Linked DNA regions of Homo sapiens: all the other regions are linked to region 3. Evidence: read pairs that join two places in POLR2A ChIA-PET (ENCODE). Cell type or tissue: Panc1. All regions are shown on one strand. Region 1 has its middle 100 kb from the start of CNKSR3. Region 2 has its middle 81 kb from the start of SCAF8. Region 3 has its middle 44 kb from the start of CNKSR3.

Region 1 (2,500 bases), 58 kb before region 3:
TGCCCTTGTCCACGCAGCACGTCGTTTTGAGGTTCTGATAGCTTGTCCAACCTCCTGGCACTTCACTGGCCCCACTTGTGTTTTACTATTTTACTGATGAGGAAATAGAGGCTCAGAAGTTTGCATAACTCTCCCGAGGTCACACAGTTAGACCGTGGGATGCTCTTGAGTCTGGGTTTGTTTAACTCCAGATGCCATGTGTCTTTCACTGCATCATATCCACCCATAATCCTGTGCCCGGATGTTTTACCAAATGGTGGAAATGACACATCTATCCACATGAAACAACTCTATCCAGATATTGAGTTGAGAGAAACAAAGTGAGTCAAGATTGAAGTGGATATGATTAAAAGAAGGTAGGATTGCAAGCCACTCGATTTGAATTCCAGGGCAGCTATGTGGTCCTAGACAAGTCACCTAACTTCACTGGCCTCAGTCCCTCATTTGGTAATTAAGGGTGTGAGCAATAGAGTAGAAGTTCCAGTGCTAACATTTCTGATTCTGGTTGAGGAAGCTGGAAGGAAAGCCATATGAACTTGGTCTTAAAGGGAGAAGTGAAGGAATGGCTGACGGACAGTCCGGATTGAGGGAGTAAAGTAAGCAAAGGCTCAGAGATGAGTTCAGACACACTATATTCCTGGGACTGTGATAGATCTCATAGCATTTGTTCACAAAGTAAGTTAGTGTGCTTGGATAAAGGGCTAGACCTATGCCAAGTAGGAAGTATTTGGAGACACCTACATACCCCACTCATTGTTGTGGATCTCATATCTATTCCCCACCCTGCCACCCCACCATAAAAGCTTTCTTATTATCCACTCTGAGAAGGTGAATTGGAAGTTTAATAATTCTTAAGAGAAGCTTTTTCTTATTGACAAGGAAAAAGATCTAATGTGGACTAGGGATTTGGGAAACTTGTGCACATGTGCTGAGTCAGGAGGTTTGAGCTTATCTCTCCTACTATCTGGTTGGGTGTCAATTCCATTGAAGCAATAATTATGAAGGGCTGATTACACATATGACGTTATGGCTAAAAGCAGCCCACAGCCTAATGAGTCATGAGCTAAAGGACTGTGAAACTCCTAAGAGCTGTGAGCAGGAGCTATGGGAAGTGAGTGGCTAAACCAGGCCAGAGGCACCGGAGAAGACTTCCCATAGCAAGCGTCATTTGAACTGTACCTTGAAAGAAGGAAAGAGGAAGGAGGGAAAAACAAACCAGATGAAGGGAAGAGCATGAGGAAAAGCACAAAAGCATGACGTGCACAAGGTGATCAGGAAATGACAAGCCCTCTCTGACACTGCAGGATCCGCCACATGGAGGGTTGGAGAAGGCACGTCGTTGAACATGGGCTAAGGTCTCATCCTGGCTCTTCATGTTCTGAGCAAATGTTTCTGAACTGTTAAGGCACGTGAATGGCCACACCATGTCCTGTGGCGTAGCGTGGGATTCTGCAATTGTACCCAGATTGTCGTCACATTATGGTTGCAGGACAGAAAAAATGGAATAAGGCATCTGACTGAAATCAAATGGCAAACTGAGCAGGTTTATTGAGGTTAATGGGCTAAAACACAGAAGGGTGTGGAACCAAGTAGGGAAAGAACTAAAATGTGGTTTTCGTAAACACTTTGGAATAAAATTGTATTGTACAAATAAATTCAGATCCAGTCAGAATCATCAGAGATGATTCAGTAGTTCAGGAAATAAAAAAATCGATTTTTATTATGTTGTTCTATGTTGAAACCTTGTTAATTGGTCTTTAAATTAAAACTAATTAAATGGACACACCCTACTTCAAAAAAGGCACAGTTAAGTGATGGGTGTTTCTTAAAGTGGGTTTAGTACTATTGTTCTTGGACTGGAGGGTGAGGGGTGCCCCCTTATGAAAATAATTTCAATACATACTTAAAAGGTGATTCATTGTTTAAGAGTAGAAGTTTGCACATTTATATTTTTCATCTGAGGGCTCGGAAAATTATGTATTATATGTATCTAGGTTGGTGCTCATTCATTCATCAACCATTTATACCAAGTCCTTACTATCCTTGGTACTTTGCTGGTAGGAGGAAGAAAATTTCTGGGTAGAATACCATGGGGTTGCTTAAGAATCTCAATAAGAAGACCAAACAACCAAGCCGCAGTTTAAAAGTATTATGTAAGCATACGCAAATTTTAATTTTATTAAATATTTACATATGTAAATATTGGAGAAGCTGGGGCAAAAAATCGCACAGTTCCCCGAAATAAAACTCTGAGAGCTATTTTTAGCTCTTCTTTCTTCCTTCATCTGCTCCCAAACCACCCCATCCAACCCCACACTAATTCAATCTGTCACCAGTTCCTACCAAGGTTACCTCTGAAGTGTAATTGATTGGTTATTTTTTCTTCTCTTCTATCTCTGCTTTGGGCCTATTGTCTAACGGGAATTTGGTTACCTGATGAGACATATAAAGCCATTAATCTCCTTATTTGTAGACATTTCTGGGTTTGCATAAAATAGCA
Region 2 (2,500 bases), 98 kb before region 3:
ATCCTTGAACATTAGGGGAGTTTCCAGGATTGTTTTGATTTCCTTTCCCTGAATCTCCCTCCTACCCAGGCTCTCCTCCACTTTTAAATCAAAACCAATTAAAAATCTACTAAAAATCATTACCAATTAAAAATCAAAACCTATTAAAAATCAAAACCAAACAAAAATGACAATAGGATTACACATCACAAAACCAGAAAGTCTTAACGAGCCCACAGTTATCATCTTAAAATCAAACACACACATGCACTCAATCCATGTAACATTCCTGTCACATCCTTTGAGACTTCAAAACTCGAGACTAGCAACATAAATTCCAAAAGCTTCTTTTGGCAAGCAGACACCAAACATGCATTTTCTAGCTCCGAGAGAAAGAAATGAGAAGCAGTGTTTTTCTTTTCTGTGTTCAGAGTTGCTGGGGCTATTCTTCTGCCCCCTGCTCTGGTTCCCAGGGCTGGGCCATGCTTCCAGCTCCTGTGTTGTGCTGGCCTGGCCAGGGCTTTTGGCTATTGCTACAGTCACCTGCTTCTGGACTGTGAAGGTAGCAGTTTGCAGAATGTGATTCAGGCTCCCCTTTCCCAAAGTACTGTTCTTCCTCCTTATCTGTTCCCAAACCAGAACCATTTGATTCTTGATTAGTGATATAGGTGGAGGCAGAAGGCCCCACAGGTGACAGGTCAGGCCTTTATTAGCATACATGATTTTATCAGGCCAGTTGACTGGCAAGTTGATAAATACAGAAAGCCACATCCTGAGGTGTAAAGATATAAAGGACTGTAGAGAAAATAACAAATGTCAGTTGACTTCAGGCACCTCAATTAGAATCAAAGAAAAGGAAGGGGCTGGACATGGTGGCTCACTCATGCTTGTAATACCAGAAGTTCAGGAGGCCAAGGCAAGGGGATTGCTTGAGCCCAGCAGAAGTTTGAGGTCAGCCTGGACAACACAGTGAGACTCCATCTCTTTAAAAAAAAAAAGCCAGGTGCAGGGGCACCTGCTTGTAGTCTCAGCTACTCTGGAGGCTGAGGTGGGAGGATTGCTTGGCCATGTGAGATCATGGCTGTAGTGATTTATGACTGTGCCATTGCACTTCAGCCTGCACGACAGAGACCCTGTCACAGAAAAAAAAAAAAAAAAAAAGGCACCCAGAGGAAGAGAGAGATGTCTGGAGGAGAGAGAATGAAGCTTACAATTTTGCCTTGACCTGACATCTCCTATAAGTTGTATCGACTAGTTTCTGATTCTCTAAATAGAGATGAGGAAAATTAAAAAGAGAAAATAAAAAGCAGAAACTGTAGACCAGCGTCAAAAACAATTTGACTCAAAAAAACCGTAAGATACTATAATCTGTGTTGCCTCACAACAAATATCCATAAACAAGTGATCCCTCTAATAAAGTCACTCAACTGTTTAACTGTTTTTTTTTTTTTTAAGATGTAACATCACTTTAGAAACTGACAAGCCTCAGAGTGAGGCAAAGCAACTGTTATTAACATTTCCTAATCCACACGTTTATGGTCAATTGATTTTTGACAAAGGTGACAAGAACACACAATGGGGAAAGGATAGTCTCTTCAACAAATGGTGTTGGAACAACTGGATATCCAGAGGCAGAAAAACTAAATTAGCCCTTTGTCTCACACCATATACAAAAATTAACTCAAAATGGATTAAAGTCCTAACTGTAAGACCTGAAACTGTAAAACTAGTAGAAGAAAACACAGGAGAAAAGCTCCATGACATTGGTCTGGCCAATAATTTTTTTTGGATATGACTCCCCAGAAGCACAGGTAACAAAACCAAATGTAGACCACTGGGATTGTAATTTAGCTTGTAATCAAACTAAAAAGCTTCTGCACAGCCAAGGAAACTATCAAGAGTGAAGAGACAACCTACAGAATGGTCAAAAACATTTGAAAAGCATACATGTGATGAGGGGTCAATATCCAAACTATATAAGGAACTCAAACAACTCAATGGTAGGAAAACAAATAACCCAATTAAAAGAAGGGCAAAGCATCTGAATAGACATTTCTTAAAAGAAGATATACGAATGACCAATACGTACACAGAAAAATGCTCAACATCACTAATCATCAGAGCAATGTGAATTGAAACCACAATGAGATATCATCTCTTACCTGTTAGAACAGGTATAATAAAAAAGACAGAAGATAACAAGTGTTAGAGAGGATATGGAGAAAAGGGAACCCTTGTACACTGTTAATGGGGAGGTAAATTAGTATAGCCATTATGGAAAGCAGTATGGAGATTCCTCAAAATTATAATTACCTTAAAAATAGAATGATGATCTAGCAATCCCCCTACTGAGTATGTATGCAAAATAAATGAAATCAGTGTGTTGAAGTGATAGCTGTATTCCCATGTTCATTGTAGCACTATTCACAATAGCCAAGATATGGGATCAATCTAAGTTTAAATCAATTTTTAAAATGCGGTATATGGAGGTGATATGGTTTGGCTGTGTCCCCACCCAAAT
Region 3 (2,500 bases):
GTATTCCATGGTGTATATGGACCACATTTTCTTTTCCAGTCTATGATTGATGGTCATTTAGGTTGATTCCATGTCTTTGCTATTGTGAATAGTGGTGCAATAAACATACATGTGCAAGTATCTTTATAATAGAATGATTTACATGCCTTTGTAAACCCACTTTTAAACGTGGAGAATGTTTTTTATTTGATGTCCTTCATAGAATCCTTACATAGCAGTAAAAAGTAGAAAACATTTAAATCTGAAGATTAATTATAAATTTTAAAACTCTGTTTTGCTGACTATATACGTGGTCAGAATATTTATATAGGCTGGGCACAGTTGTGCACGCCTGTAATCCCAGCACGTTTGGAATACCAAGGTGGGTATTGGGTGGATTGCTTGAGCTCAGGAGTTTGAGGCCAGCCTGGGCAATATGGTGAAACCCCTCTCTCAATAAAAACAAAACAAAACAAAACAAACTACTTATAGAGCAGTTTCTGCTCGTATGAAAGAAAGACAAGTAACAAAATCTTGTCTCTTTCCCAGAAAATAATGATAATTATAGGAACTGCCAGTTTAAACCCTAGAAGAAATTTTATAAGGACATGCACCTCCCCTCTCAGGTTCCAGGAGAACACTTTTTGGGTAGTGCCAGGCCTAGGGGTGGGATGGGTTTCCCAGGGTGCCCCAGCTATGCCTGAAGAATTCAGGAATGTTAGATTACACTCAGTTACCAAAACAGTCCTGTGTCAGCTAGGCCTGTGCAGAAAGGTGAATGAATGCTTGTGCTTTGGAATTCCCCCCCACCCCCACCCCACCCACCAGCCTTCTCTCTCGCTCAGTAATAAAACAGAGCTCATGCTTGCTATGGGTGTTATTGCTCTTCAGGATTACACATTAATCCATACTGTGTAATTACTTTACAGCAACTTTGTTCTCTTAATTGTGCTGAGGCATCTGAGGAATTTGACATTGCCGTGGTGAGGTTGGCATTTGTTTATACCAACAACACACACCATTAAGAAGCTTAAGCTAGCAAAAGCCTAATGCATTAGAGATGCCATGGCTCAAATATGAAATCATATCACGTAGCGTAGCTTAACCCGGGCACCAAGCTGTGATGTTTTATGAGTAAAAGGAGTCACTCCCCTTAGGCTAGGGCATGGTTAAGTTGAACACAGGAATGACATCATCTTGACTTTGCCTGGGCATTTGGCCGTGTATATCCTGTACGCTGCATCTTTAATAATGGGAAAAGTCATCCTGTGTCTTTCACCATGAGAAAGACAAGAAGTCAGGCTTAAATTGAATTAAATACAAATCATCTTCAAAATCTGAAAACTGTGCCTCACAGAATTGGACTAAAAATAGCCTTTATCTGAACCAGTGCAGAGAAGATCTGTGATTGTCCACATTTCCCCCATCCTTTAGCTCCGGATGACACTGTAGAGACCACTGAATGTGGTGCTTGTGGGACAAAGGGTGGGGCTGAAGCGTAGCTCCCCAAAGCCTCTGCAGAGATAGCATGGGAGTGAGGAGGAGGGCTCTGCAGGTGGACCTGTGGCTGTGAAGTTAAAACATTGACCCTCCGTGGATCACAAAAAATGCAGTACTGCTGTTTCCCATGTGCACTTTGCTCAGTAAAGTAAGGTCAGGGCGCAGGGAAGAAACTCGAAGGGGAGGCAGAACCCCAGAGCTAATCCTGACTCACTGTTAACTGGCTCTATGGCATTGGGCATGAAATGGAACCATTTGGGAAGTTTCAAAACATACGGATTTGCACCTTTAAAAAATAAATTGCACAGTACTCTCTTTCCAGAGACGTTAAGATAATGGGAAAACAACTGCTCCTGGGAATGGAGAGATGAGGATCTGAATCTTGGCTCTGTGATGGAATTTCTGAATTGCCCAGGCAAGTTACTTACCTCTTAGGGCTTCCATTTCTTCACTCTTAAATAATGCCAGCGACCTCATAGATTTAGTTCTGAATTAATGAGATGATATTCGTAGTGCAACTGGATCATTGCCTAACGTTTTAGTCCACTTGTGCTGCTATAACAAAATATCATAGACTGGGCGGCTTGAACAACAGATACTTATTTCTCACAATTCTAGAGGCTCATAAGTCTAAGATCAAGCTGCTAGCAAATTCGGTTTCTAGTGAGGGCCGGCTTCCTGGCCGGTAGACAGCCACCCTCCTTGCGGTGTCCTTACACGGACTCTTCTCTGTGTGTGCTCATGGAAAGGTGATCACTGTCTTCCTCTTTGTAGAAGGGCACTAATCCCATCAAGGAGCTCCACTTTGATAACGAAATCTAAACTTAATTACCTCCCAAAGGCCCCACCTCCAAATACTATCACATTCGGGATAAGGGTGTCAATACACTGTTTTTTTCTTTTAGATGGAGTCTTGCTCTGTTGCCCAGGCTGGAGTGCAGTGGTGCCATCTCAGCTCACTGCAGCCTCCACCTCCCCGGTTTAAGCGATTCTCCTGCCTCAGCCTTGAGAGTAGCTGGGA

What was found. Peaks named below come from ENCODE experiments on the same cell type or tissue, not always from the same donor. Only the 100,000 strongest peaks of a DNase experiment are listed, where the experiment ranks them.
Region 1: POLR2A ChIA-PET joins it to region 3 with 12 read pairs; 3 of 35 experiments call an interaction of 5 or more read pairs at or near these places.
Region 2: POLR2A ChIA-PET joins it to region 3 with 11 read pairs; 3 of 35 experiments call an interaction of 5 or more read pairs at or near these places.

The regions. Positions count from the first base shown.
Region 1 is chr6:154,612,050-154,614,549 of GRCh38, reverse strand. No RefSeq gene overlaps it. Among named protein-coding and RNA genes, the nearest start is that of CNKSR3, 100 kb to the right of the region's middle. In Panc1, no CTCF peak of the experiment used is centred here; no DNase peak of the experiment used is centred here; H3K27ac peaks cover 381 bases.
Region 2 is chr6:154,651,471-154,653,970 of GRCh38, reverse strand. No RefSeq gene overlaps it. Among named protein-coding and RNA genes, the nearest start is that of SCAF8, 81 kb to the left of the region's middle. In Panc1, no CTCF peak of the experiment used is centred here; no DNase peak of the experiment used is centred here.
Region 3 is chr6:154,553,789-154,556,288 of GRCh38, reverse strand. No RefSeq gene overlaps it. Among named protein-coding and RNA genes, the nearest start is that of CNKSR3, 44 kb to the right of the region's middle. In Panc1, no CTCF peak of the experiment used is centred here; a DNase peak (open chromatin) is centred at 1,118; H3K4me3 peaks cover 197 bases; H3K27ac peaks cover 2,033 bases.